Regions from separate parts of the Homo sapiens genome. Here all the other regions are linked to region 2. The links are chromatin contacts, found by Hi-C or POLR2A ChIA-PET in ENCODE. All regions are on one chromosome and are shown on one strand. The core of a region is the stretch at or near the end of the contact, and the rest is flanking DNA. Distances in the headings are between cores, read along the strand shown.

Region 1 (4,090 bases), core at 410-2,909, 250 kb before region 2:
TGCGATCTCGGCTCACTGCAACCTCCGCCTCCTGGGTTCAAGCGATTCTCCTGCCTCAGCCTCATAAGTAGCTGGGATTACAGGCGCGTGCCACCATGCCCAGCTAATTTTTGTGTTTTTAGTAGAGACGGGGTTTCACCATGTTGGCTAGGATGGTCTCGATCTCCTGACTTTGTGATCTGCCCGCCCCGGCCTCCTAAAGTGCTGGGATTACAGGCGTGAGCCACTGCTCCTGGCCTAATTTTTGTATTTTTTGTAGAGACAGGGTTTTACCACATTGGCTAGGCTGGTCTCGAACTCCTGACCTCAGGTGATCCACCCACCTTGGCCTCCCAAAGTGCTGGGATTACAGACGTGAACCACCGCTTCCAAGTGAATAGATCTTTAATACTCATTTATTTCTATGGGATATAAAGCACAAATTAAGATTTTTCAAATATTTATTGCTTTCTACATCTCTGAATTGGTTTTACTACTCAGAATAAGTATAAATTATAGGGACCTCTCGAAATGTCACTGAGAATGAGCATAGCAGGGATACTTTGAGGATAAAGGTAGGCTTTCATATAATCATACTTTTCTGTCCCAAGCTATATTTAAATTGTTTAGTGTTTAGAAGCATGTGATCTTATGGAGAAATTAAATATTATTTAGAATTTATCACTACGGTTTAATCTCATGCGTTGTCACAACCAGGTCTTTTTCACCTTTGCTGCTAAACTCTGGGATTACCTTAATTTTGTCCTTAGGAGCTCAGCATAATAGATTTTGTTACTTACACTGCCCATGTTCCCGCCTGCCTCGGGGCCTTTGCACTTGCTCTTCTCGTCTCGGTAACACACTTAATTCTTATCTTTTCTTAAGCTCTGCCACCCCAGTGTCACTGCCTTTCTCCCAGGTTAGTCAAATACATTTCCTTAATAAATACTGTTATAGCCTTTTTTGTATCTTTTCTTCTAGCACTTAGAACAGTAATAATTTTATTAGGATTAATAAGTCTCCCTTCTCCAAAAAAACAGCAATTCTTATTTTCCCCCACTCATCATTGAATTCCTGCCATCTACTGACAATAGTGTACACATAGTGTGTATTCCATAATATATATACATTTTTTTTTTTTTTTTTGAGACGGAGTCTTGCCCTGTCATGCAGGCTGGAGTGCAGTGGTGCAATCTCAGCTCACTGCAACCTCCGCCTCCTGGGTTCAAGTGATTCTCCTGCCTCATCTTCGAGAGTAGCTGGGATTACAGGCGTGTGACACCACGCCCGGCTAATTTTTGTGTTTTTAGTAGAGTCAGGGTTTCACCATGTTGGCCAGGCTGGTCTCGAACTCCTGACCTCAAGTGATCTGCCCACCTCGGCCTCCCAAACTGCTGGGATTACAGGTGAGAGCCACCGCGCCCAGCCTGTATTCCATAATATTTGTTGAATAAAGAAATTTCTAGAAACATTAAAAAAAATTATTGACTCATTGATGATGTTAAAATTAGAATAAGACTTCTGGAAGTCTGTTTTGTATTACTTCCCAATGAATGATTTAACAGACTTGTTTAAAAATAAAACCAAAACAAAAACCTTGTGGGGCTCTATTGTATATTGTCCTTGAGTCAGATCTAACTTCTTTGTTGTCTGTCAGCCATTACTCCTGTTTTGAGATGACTGTCACGGTAACAAATTGATTTATTACACAGCTGTGTGCAGCCAGATTTTCCTTCTGGGCTTCTTTAGCATAGGATATTGATTTCTGGAGTTTGCTGTAGGTGGCATATTAATTTCTTTCTACTGTTTTCAGTTAGGTTCTAGGAAATTTGATTCCTTTATTTCTGGTGTAGGTAGAACTGGTTAAAAAACTAACTTCATATTATTGTGAGATTTTTTTTTTTATTTTGGCATATTGGTATTGCTTGCTATTTGGATAATGAAATGTATTTTTTTTTTCAAAAGTATGTATTAATTTTTTAACATTTTGTCATATTAACTGATAATTTTGTTTGATTGTCCTATTTACCCTATAGTCCTAGAATATGTGTTCCTTCTACTTTCATGAACATAGTGCAAAACATGTATTTATGTATATAAGTTTGTGGTTTGTGAAATCTTAGGTGATGCAAAATATTTGACCATTTTATTTGACAATTTTGAGGAAAAATGCCCTGGAAACTAGAATTGTTTACTTTGATCACTTAAGTGTTATTTTCTTTTGATGCAAATGGAATTTAAGCTGGAAAAAATTCAAACTAGGCAAAATGAAACCTGAGGATCTAGTTTGAATAAAAATGGAATATACGTTATTTCTAAAACCTATTTAAAGTAAATGACTATAGGTCAGGTGCAGTGGCTCACGTCTGTAATTCCAGAACTTTGGGAGGTGGAGGTAGGTAGGTAGATTGAGCCCAGGAGTTCAAGACCAGCTTGGGCAACATGGCGAAACCTTGTCTCTACTCAAAATACAAAAGTTAGCCGGGCTTGGTGGTGTGCTCCTGTAGTCCCAGCTACTTGGGAGGCTGAGGTGGGAGGATCCCTTAAGCATGGAAGGTTGAGGCTGCAGTGAGCAGTGATTGCACCACTGCACTGCAGCCTGGGTTACAGAGTGAGACCCCATCGCAAAAACAGGTAAATGATTTCAACATGAAACATGATGTTGAGTGGACACAGAAGAGCATAATACTGTATAATTCCTTTTATAGAAAATTTTAAAACAGCCACAACTAATCTTTGGTGTTTGAAGTCAGGAGAGAGATTGCCCTATGGGTACAGGGAACAGAACATTAAGGGGACCCCCAGGTTCTGGCCATGTTACGTTTTATGGTACTGGTTACATGGACTTGTTCTGTGAAAATTTACTGCATTTTGCACTTCTCTGTATATGTATTACACTTCAGTAAAAGTTTGCCTTAAAAGAAAAAGTAAAGATAACATGCAACTATTTTCTAAATGGAAAATTTCCATTCAATCAAGTTACTGTTTAAAGTGGGGAGGGAGTCCCCGATATTTTAACAAATGGTCCTAACATTTAGCTACTGCGTCTTCACTGAGGTCTGTGGAGGCTGCAAGTGGTGTCACATCCTTAGTTCTCTGAATCATCGAAAGCTTCTGTAAGGCAATTAATTACTCAGACAAACATTTCCTTCCCAAAATAAAACAAAACCAAGATGTGGTATTTGGTGTTCCAGGGGACACACACACACACACACACACACACACACACACACATACATATTTTAAATAGAAGCTCATTTGATCTGTAACTTTTTATCTACATCTCAATATTTAGAAGAATTTTAGGTATTAATAGATGTGACATGCAAATGAAGGTGTCTTCTTGAAACATTCATATTTTGTGGTGGGGTAGTTTTATTGATAATGGCAAGAATATTTTTGTGTAACATAGCATAAAGGCATCTTTAGGCAGAGCTTAATGTTTTTTTTCCGACATGTGACAAATTCAGTTGCACTTATTAGACCTATTATTAATCTGCTTAAAGCTTTTCAGTGTATTCCCTGTTCACCAGCAGGTTTGTTCCCAGAACCTGGCACTGTAGACCCTCTGTGACCTAGTTGCCTATCTGCACAATCATCTTTAATGTTATTTAATCAACGTTAATCTTATTTGGGAGGAAACACAATGTGGCTGTGTGTTAGTATGTTAGGGATGCTGTGGCTGTATAACAAATGGAGTGGCTTAAACAACAGAGGTATGTTGTCTTACAGTTCTGGAGGCCACACATCCAACAGCAAGGTGTTGGCAGGGTCGTGTTACCTCTTTTTCATTTCTTTTTGAGACAGGGTCGCCCAGGATGGTGTGCTATGGCATGATCATTGCTCACTGCAGCCTCAATCTCCTGAGTAGCAGGGACTATAGGCATGCATTACCATGCCTGGCTAATTGTATTTTTTGTAGAGACAAGGTTTTGCCATGTTGCCCAGGCTGATCTTGAACTCCTTGGCTCACACTATCCGCCCACCTTGGCCTCCCAAAGTGCTGGGATTTCAGGCATGAGCCACTCCACCCAGCCTCATGTTACCTCTGAAGGCACCAGGGAAGGATCTGTTTCAAGCCTCTGTCCTTGCTTACAGTAGTTTGCTGCTT
Region 2 (4,040 bases), core at 890-3,389:
ACATTTTAATGTTCCCTGAGTAGGGAAGGGTTTATAAGAAATAGTACAAAAAGTACAACTCAAAAAGTAAATGATAATATATTTATCTATATTAAGACTTAAAAAGTCTGTGTTTTATAGGAAACCATAAAGTGAGAAAAAAGTGACAGACTGAGAGAAGATATTTATAACATAACTGGATTAGTATCTAGAATGCATGAAGAACTTGTAGAAATCTATAATAGACACAAGCAGTTCAATAGAAAAATGGGTGAAAGATGAGAACAGGTAGTTTTAGCTGAGAAAATCTGAAAAGTCTGCAAAGTTTTGCAGCCTCACTAACAGGGAAATGCAAATTAAAATACACATATTACTTCACACCCGTTATATTTACAAAAAAGTTTATCAGTTCTAAGTAGAAGTGAGGTTGTTGAAAAGCAGGTACTCTCATGTACTCCTAGTGGCCGCGCACATTGATGCACCTGTTTGTTGTTGAGATATGAAGTGAAAATCACAGATACCTGTAAAAATAGCAAATTTTTCGATGTATAGCAAGGCCCTGTGCCAGATTCCATGGGTGTAGTGGATTGCATACCCAACTGGTCATCAGAGTCACCTGACAAAATCTGTTTTTAGGCTGCGTATTTTCTGGTGATCTTCCAGAGTTGGGGAAGACTCCTCCCCCACACTAGAGTTCAGTGAATACTTCACTGGGGAGTCAAAACATAAATACGCATGATAAATAATAAGAAAAAGGAAAAATCATTTAAGACTGATAACAGATGTTAGAAGCACTACGTGATTAATTGCCAAATAAATTGTAGAGATGGTCGTTGTTAATAGAAGAGGATCTTATTTTACACTGGGGCGGTCAAGACACACGTCAGGAAGAAGCTGAGACTTGAACTAGGCCTTGAGTGATGGGGAGATGGTGAGAACCAACCCTGAGCAAAGCACACAGGAGAGCAAAGCTATGGAGATTTCATCAGCCACACTCAGTACTAACCCCCTTGCCTGAGAGTCAAGACCTTTTATACTGTGGTCCAAATCAGCTTCTCCAAGCCCCTTCCCTACTGCTTTTCTTTCTGCACCTCTGGCCCTTGCCAAACACTCAGGCTTCCTGTCTGCCATTTCTTCCTGCAGTGTTCTGCCCAGAATGCCTGCCCTTCTGTTACTCCATGTGGAAATGCTCTACATTTTTAAACTTAATTTCCTTCATTAATCTTTCTCTAATCTGAGGAGGATATAACTCTGTCCTTTGAATACCCCTGTAGAACATCATGCCTCTCTTAGGGCCTTTCTCTGGCTCTGCATTGTCTTATGAAATTCTATCTTACACCTCCCTTTTTGGATTGAGCTCCTGAAGGCAAGGACTGTCTTACTCACATTATCTTCATCATGGTGCCTTGCACCTAGATGCTCAAGAAATATTTGTATGATTGAATTAAAGTTGAAAGTTGCAGTCAATCTTTTTGAAGATTATTCTGGCAACAGTGTGTATCAGAGAATAAAGAGCCTGAAATCAGAAAGTACAAATAGCAGAAGGTCTTGGGGGATGGTGCCCAGTAAGAACAGGAAAGATCAGAAGAGTCAGGAACTTACTGCATATGGGGGAGGAGGTAATAATGGTCTAAGGCGCGTGGATCCTCAAGGCTTAGAGAACTGAGAAGCCAGCAGGAAATAAAACTGTAGCACAGTTGGGTTATTGCCATTTTGGTGACAGTTTCATGTGTTTTTTTTTTTTTTTCCTGTGTGAGTGTGATTTTGCTCAACATGAGTTTGGTAACTGGGATCAGAAAGGTTTTGTTCCTTGGTACATTTTACAGAATGGTTGCTAAGCCAACAGAACTCAGAATTGAGTTCAAATCCCAGCTATCCCACTTATTCTCTGGGGGTTTGGGGTAAGTCTCTTAGATGCTGTAAAATTTAAGTTCCTCAGTAATGAAATGGGGGCACAAATAGAACCTCCCTCAGAGTCGTAGTGAAAGTCGAATAAGGCAGCAGTGATTGAGCTCTTATTATGCACTAGGCACTGTTCTAAGCACTTGAACTTACTTAACCTTCATAGCATCTCCATGAGGCAAGTGGTGGTGTTGCCATCACAATACGTGTGAAGAGAAAGGAGGCAGAGAGATTATGATGACTTGCCCAAAGAACACAGAGTTCACACTGAATTGGAACTGGAACTTGGGCAGTGTGGTTGCAGAGCACCCAGTCTTAGCTGCTGTGCTGTTTCTGACTCAGTATCTGTCACATAGTAAACATTCCATTAGAATCAGCTCCTGTTTCTCCTCCCAGGGAAGACACACAGTACATTTTGCCTGAGATAACTGTCTCACCAGATGTGTATACAGTCACGTGGTAGACTGGAAAGCACATTTGTGAGTGTTAGTTCTCATGGTCCTTTGAGTTTTCCCTTACCTTTAAAATGCAAAGATGCTGTTGAAAGTGAATAAACTGATACTGTGGAGAAAGCATGATATATCACAAAGAATGCCATTGTGGAAAAAGTTCACTTTGACTGCTTAATGAGGGGGAGGGGTCTCCTTTGGGGGATGATGAAAGCGTTTTGGAATTAGATCTGAGGGCTGCACGCATTGTAGATGTATTAACTGCCTCTGAATTGTAAACTTTAAAATGATTAATTTTATGTTATGTGAATTTTACCTCAATAACAATTTTTTTAAGTTAATTCGAGTTGGGTTTTACCTTTGGAAGTATAATTACAAAGCGGGCAATACTTCATGCTGTTAAAATTAAACTTGATTTATTAGACGGCTGACTGCTTCCGTTGTTATCCACAGCTGAAAAGGAGATGAAGATCCTGCTTGTAGCTGAGCAGTCTTTAGAAGTCTGCTGCATTCTTCCCAAATTCCATCACTCTAGTCAAGAGTAAGAGGATTTGATAATAGGGGACTGGTTTCCTCTCGGCTCTGTGATAACTGGGGACTGGTTCCAGGAGGGCAGGTACTTTGTATGTGAGTTTTCATGTACTTCACATTATGTCCATGTCACGTTCTTCAACTTGATCAGCCTTTGAATTTTGGCATGGACAACAAACTCCACATTGAATTCAGCTCTAGAAGCTGGGATTCAAATTTGACCCCAGAATGGACCCCAAGTGATAGCACAGCAGCCCTTCCCCCCTCCCACTTTCCTGATGGTAGAAACAGGATAATTAGCATAGGTTTTCAAGAGATGATCTCTGCTCAGTTGTTCTGTGCCTTCTCACTTGTCACTAAGGCTCTTAGCCCTGGCTTGAAGGCTTTTGCTAATATTTCTTGGGGAACAAAGTCTTTCTCTGGAATCCATTCAAGGTGGGTAGTTAATGGAATGGCTGTCCTTTAAGCACAGAGAGAGGGGTGGTGTCACCTATGCCTTACAGAGCAGAATAATAATAATAGAATTGGTCCTCGTTCGAGTGTTCCTTCTCAGATTTGTGCTCCCGTGTTCCTTGGGCACTCTCACTGGCTAATTCTCTGCAAACATCACAACTCAGGCATGGAACCTCTCATACTTCCTCCTGTGCCCCCACTGCAGGCCTTCAGTGCATGGTGGTGGTTTTGGTTTTGGTTTTTGTTTCCTCTCCTCTCCCGTTTTAGAAACACGGATGTCTTATATTCCCACAAAAGAATTTAGGAAATTAACCTGTTTACAAAAAGGTCCACACAGGTTTGACATTGCTTCCTCAAAGCACCTTGTTCACAGTTGCCCTTCTAGGTCAAGCTCACCTTCACCTTTTTTTTTTCCTACCTCCAGCTTCAAATGTCTCCAGGTGCCTGCATAGCTGAGCAGGAGAGGTTCCTTTTTTATGCAGACAAGACCAAAGAGGAAATTGTTCATTCTTTTTTTTTTTTTTTTGAGACAGAGCCTCACTCTGTTGCTCAGGCTGGAGTGTAGTGGCGTGATCTCAGCTCACTGCAACCTCTGCCTCCCGGGTTCAAGCTATTCTCCTGCCTCAGCCTCCCGAGTAGCTGGGACTACAGGCGTGTGCCACCACGCCCGGCTAATTTTTTATATTTTTAGTAGAGATGGGGTTTCACCATATTGGCGAGGCCGGT
Region 3 (4,107 bases), core at 1,475-3,974, 140 kb before region 2:
CTATAGCACTTCTAATAGAACTTTCTGCTGTGATGGAAATGTCTTATAAATCTGTGTTGTTCACTATGGTAGCTAGTAGCCATACGTAGCTATTTAGATTTACATAAGATCAAATAATTTATTTGTTAAGATCAAATAAAATTTTAAATTCAGTTCTCAGTTTTATCAGTGTTGTTTGAAGTGCTCAGTAACCCTGGAATACTTTCTATTCTGTAGCTTCTATTCTATAGAACTATAGATACTTTCTAATCTATAGTTGCCAAAGGGACTTTATATCAACAGCATTGTTATTTAATTTAAAAAATGGAGATGGGGGCTGGGTGCAGTGGTTCACACCTATAATCCCAGTGCTTTGGGAGGCCAGGGCAGGAGGATCACTTGAAGCCAGGAGTTTGAGACCAGCCTGGGCAACCTAGTGAGACTCCCATCTACAAAAAATTTTAAAATTAACCAGGTGTGGTGAGATGGGGTCTCAACTAATGTTGCCCAAGTTTTTCTTGAATTCCTGGCCTCAAATAATCCTCCTGTCGTAGCCTCCCAAAGTGCTGGGATTACAGGTGTGAAGTCACTGTGCCTGGCTGACCCTGCTTTGGTTACAGGTACTTAAGCCCTTAAGGTAAAGAAGAACCTTGCTTTTTAATTTCTTGGTAGGAAGTGAATGAATGAACCCACGCTGATAACCCCTCAGCCAGCTTCTCTTCCTAACACTGTGGCCATTAGCTGGTGTGTATGTTGTTACCGTGCATACTCATGGAGTTCTTATCACAACAGATAGCCTGCTCAAGCAGTGGGAGGCCACGTCCTGGAAGTATGCTGCACGGCTTTTGATATGAAATGGGAACTTTTGGTCCTCCATTTCCATCTAACCTCACTGTAGCCTTTGGCTTCCACTTGGCATTAAAGTGACCAGGAGGGAGTTAGAGTTCTTAAGCCTCCCCTGCCTCTTTGGGAATCCTGGAGTGAGTGTATGTGTGCGTGTGTGTGTTTGGATTTGGAAGTTAGGCCTCACCACGTGATATAATGCTTCTGGCATTTACGTTGATACTTGGTGCATGGAAACATTGCTTAAGCCGTTTTGGAGTAAGTATTGTAGGGTTTTCAACTACAGGTTGGTTTAACTTTAGGTGGTAAATGAACCTGAAAACTTTACTCCACTTTATTTTAGTATTTCTATGGGAAAGTGATTTCTAACCTTATAGCCATTTAAAGTTACCCCAAAATTTGAAAACTCCTTGTATATTGGGGCCCATGTTTATGCAAAAAAGTTAAAATTTCTCTAGGTTTTAATTTCCAAGTAACTTTATTTGTTGCACATTGCAGGAGAAGAAAAATGTTTATTGGCCAGAAGCTGTATTCCAAAGACATGTCAAATATTCCACATTTTAGCTTTAAACAGTTAAACTTTCTGCCTATCATAATATAGTAGGAAGAAAGGCTCATTTTTTTTTATGATTTAGAAAGGCTTTAAACTGAGTTTTTCTTATATTCACAATGGTTTTAATTTTTCTCCATTTCTACTTTGTTTAATATTCTTTCTCATAGTCCTGTCTCCAGTTTATCTTTGTTGTTTTAATTAATTTTACTTTATTAGTAAAATGGTGATATAAAAGCAGTCAGATTACACAGGTGTACAGTGAAGCAGTCATGAAACAGCTGAATAGGTGAAATAAAGTGTGGTGTTTGTAGCCGATTCTCCATGCACATGGACTTAGTTCAGTGCTTCCTCCACCCTTCCCCCTCCAGTTTTGGTTAGCAAAAGCAGTTGAGGGTATTACTAATTATTTTTTTCTCTTTTTCCCAGAGGGAAGTGTAACATCTCCCATTTTTCTGACATATTTGCTGCTAGAGAGTTTAAAGCCCGAGTGGATTCATTTTTCTACATATTAGGATATAACCCTGAGACAAGGTAAGTGAGTCACTTGTGTCCATTCATTGAGAACTCTTTTCCTTTTCTCATTTGTGTGTGTGTGTATGTGTGTGTGTGTGTAGTTTATGCTTCTGGACATACACTAGTAACATACTTAAAAAAAATGACTCCAGAGTCCTTCAGTAAACTTCTTTGGGAGGAGTTGTAATTAATGTCTTTGACATCTAAAGTGGCTTTTTGTTTGCTCTTTACTTTTATTCAGAAAAAGAAAAATGAGAAAATTTGGGTTGAAAGAAGGTGGGATAAAGATATACTTTTAGTTTATCTGTATTTTGAATTAAGTATTAAGAATTGGTAGATTATTTCCCTGATTCACATTCTGTCAAGCCTTCCATAATACCATATTGAAAAAGACTAAGTAATTTTGGAAAGTTTGTTGGTTACTCATTTGTTTTGTTCACTCTTGGTAATAAAACTCCAGGAACACACACTGAAATATCTTTAGTAAGACTACTAGTATGAGTCAGACACATCAAGTTCTCAAAACATCTTGGTAAGATCTATGTAACAGTTTGAATTACTATTTTTTTAAAATGAGAAGCAATAGGGTCAGAGTAATTTAACAATTTTTATGTCTGTCATAGATGCTACTTTAATGTAGCACGTGGAAGAATTTTTATGAGTGTATATATTCATACTTGCCCTGTATTGATCATGTGACTGCATATTTTATTAAGGATTTTAAAAACAGGATGTTAGCCACTGATCAAGTAATATATGCTCTGGACACCCAAGACATGTTTATACATGTGAAGATTTAGAAGGAAATAAAACATCCCCGGCCAGGTGCAGTGGCTCATGCCTGTAATCCTAGAACCTTAGGAGGCCACAGTGGGAGGATTGCTTGAGCGCTTGAGCCCAGGAGTTTGAGACCAGCCTAGCTAGGCAAAATGGTGAGACCTCTTCTCTCAACAAAATATAAAATAAAAATTAACTGGACGTGGTGGGCTGCACCTGTGGTCCCAGGTACTCAGGAAGCTGAGGCAGGAGGATTGCTTGAGCCTGGGAAGTCAAGGCTGTAGTGAGCTGCGTTGGCACCACTGCACTCTCCAGCCTGGGCGACAGAGGGACACCCTGTCTTTTAAAAGAATAAAAAATAAATAAATAAATAAATAATAAATAATACTTGGCTCAAAGAAGTTAGCAAAAGAACTACATTAAGTGTAAAGGCAAAATGGGTATCATTTTATTGAGAACATTTTTCTAGAGGACTTTCAGAAACCGTATGTAAAACTTAGAATGTTGTTGAGTAGTCAACGTAGGGGTAGAAGGGAACGTGTTTTTTGTTGTGGTTTTATGAAGCTGCCCACAGCTCTCTTGGGGCTCGCATTAGTGTATCTGTCTGTCTGTCTCCCTCTCTTCCTCTCAATATTGGATGCTATTTTCTAGACAGCATCAGAAGCTAGATTCTAGATAGTGCTTGATGTATGGATAGTAATATAATGCTCATCAAAGAGTACCTTTTCTCCTTTAGAAAACTGTGATGCTTGGCCAGGTGTAGGTGGGTCACGCCTGTAATCCCAGCACTTTGGAGGCCAAGGCGGGCGGATCGTGAGGTCAGGAGTTTAAGACCAGCCTGGCCAACGTGGTGAAACCCTATTTCTACTAAAAATACAAAAATTAGCTGGGCATGGTGGCACACACCTTTAATCCCAGCTTCTCTGGAGGCTGAGGCAGGAGAATTGCTTTAACCCGGGAGGCGGAGGTTGCAGTAAGCCGAGATTGCCCCACTGCACTTCAGCCTGGGCAACAGAGCAAGACTCCATCTCGAGAAAAAAAGAAAAAAAAAAGGAAAAGAAAGAAAACTATGATGGTTGAGTTTGTTTGTTTGTTTTTTCAAAAGTATGCCGTGTTCCAATGATAAAGAAGCTGGTCAGTGGTAATATTTCTTAAGCATCTGATATTTTGAAATGTTTATTTTACATATGCATTTATTGGCTACCTTCTCATGTCTTCCTGTTGCCCAGGTAAATTGTAAAATGCTTGAACTTGGATTTCTCTCTAGATACAAAGGAATTGGATGTTATTTTAGTGATATTGTGCTTATTTAATCACTTGATAGTTTTCCTGTTGCACAAGTTATATTAATTAACTAAAGTAGCTTTTGTCTTTTAACTCTTCAACTCTCAGGTTTGTAACAACTAACCAAAATTATTTTTTACAAATGTTAGTTATACATG

Evidence for each region. Hi-C counts contacts between places; a loop is a spot of excess contacts on that map. ChIA-PET counts read pairs that join two places held with the same protein, here RNA polymerase II (POLR2A). Pooled maps may share reads with other maps.
Region 1: a pooled map shows a loop between it and region 2 (5-fold over the local background). The contact joins two enhancer-like sites. A Hi-C loop is called at or near these places in 2 of 37 single-sample maps with no recorded cell type and 8 of 50 pooled maps. POLR2A ChIA-PET finds 5 or more read pairs at or near these places in 4 of 52 experiments (BJ, GM12878, OCI-LY7 and 1 more).
Region 3: a loop to region 2 is called in a pooled map, with 5 times the contacts of the local background. The contact joins two enhancer-like sites. A Hi-C loop is called at or near these places in 1 of 168 maps with a recorded cell type or tissue (HCT116), 3 of 37 single-sample maps with no recorded cell type and 8 of 50 pooled maps. POLR2A ChIA-PET finds 5 or more read pairs at or near these places in 6 of 52 experiments (AG04449, OCI-LY7, Panc1 and 3 more).

The regions. Positions count from the first base shown.
Region 1 is chr1:8,646,765-8,650,854 of GRCh38, reverse strand. The region is part of intron 2 of RERE (arginine-glutamic acid dipeptide repeats); the gene reads left to right. Among named protein-coding and RNA genes, the nearest start is that of SNORD128, 150 kb to the right of the region's middle. Within about 2 kb of position 1,659, at least 2 of the 41 ENCODE cell types and tissues checked have a DNase peak (open chromatin) inside an H3K27ac peak, as active enhancers do.
Region 2 is chr1:8,395,275-8,399,314 of GRCh38, reverse strand. All of the region lies in intron 12 of RERE (arginine-glutamic acid dipeptide repeats), which reads left to right. Among named protein-coding and RNA genes, the nearest start is that of RERE-AS1, 27 kb to the left of the region's middle. RefSeq lists an enhancer at 3,387-3,586. Within about 2 kb of position 2,139, at least 21 of the 41 ENCODE cell types and tissues checked have a DNase peak (open chromatin) inside an H3K27ac peak, as active enhancers do; they include OCI-LY7, where a contact is called at or near this core.
Region 3 is chr1:8,539,013-8,543,119 of GRCh38, reverse strand. RERE (arginine-glutamic acid dipeptide repeats) reads left to right here. Exons shown (of 23, transcript NM_001042681.2): 7 at 1,802-1,906. Among named protein-coding and RNA genes, the nearest start is that of SNORD128, 46 kb to the right of the region's middle. Within about 2 kb of position 2,724, at least 6 of the 41 ENCODE cell types and tissues checked have a DNase peak (open chromatin) inside an H3K27ac peak, as active enhancers do; they include OCI-LY7, where a contact is called at or near this core.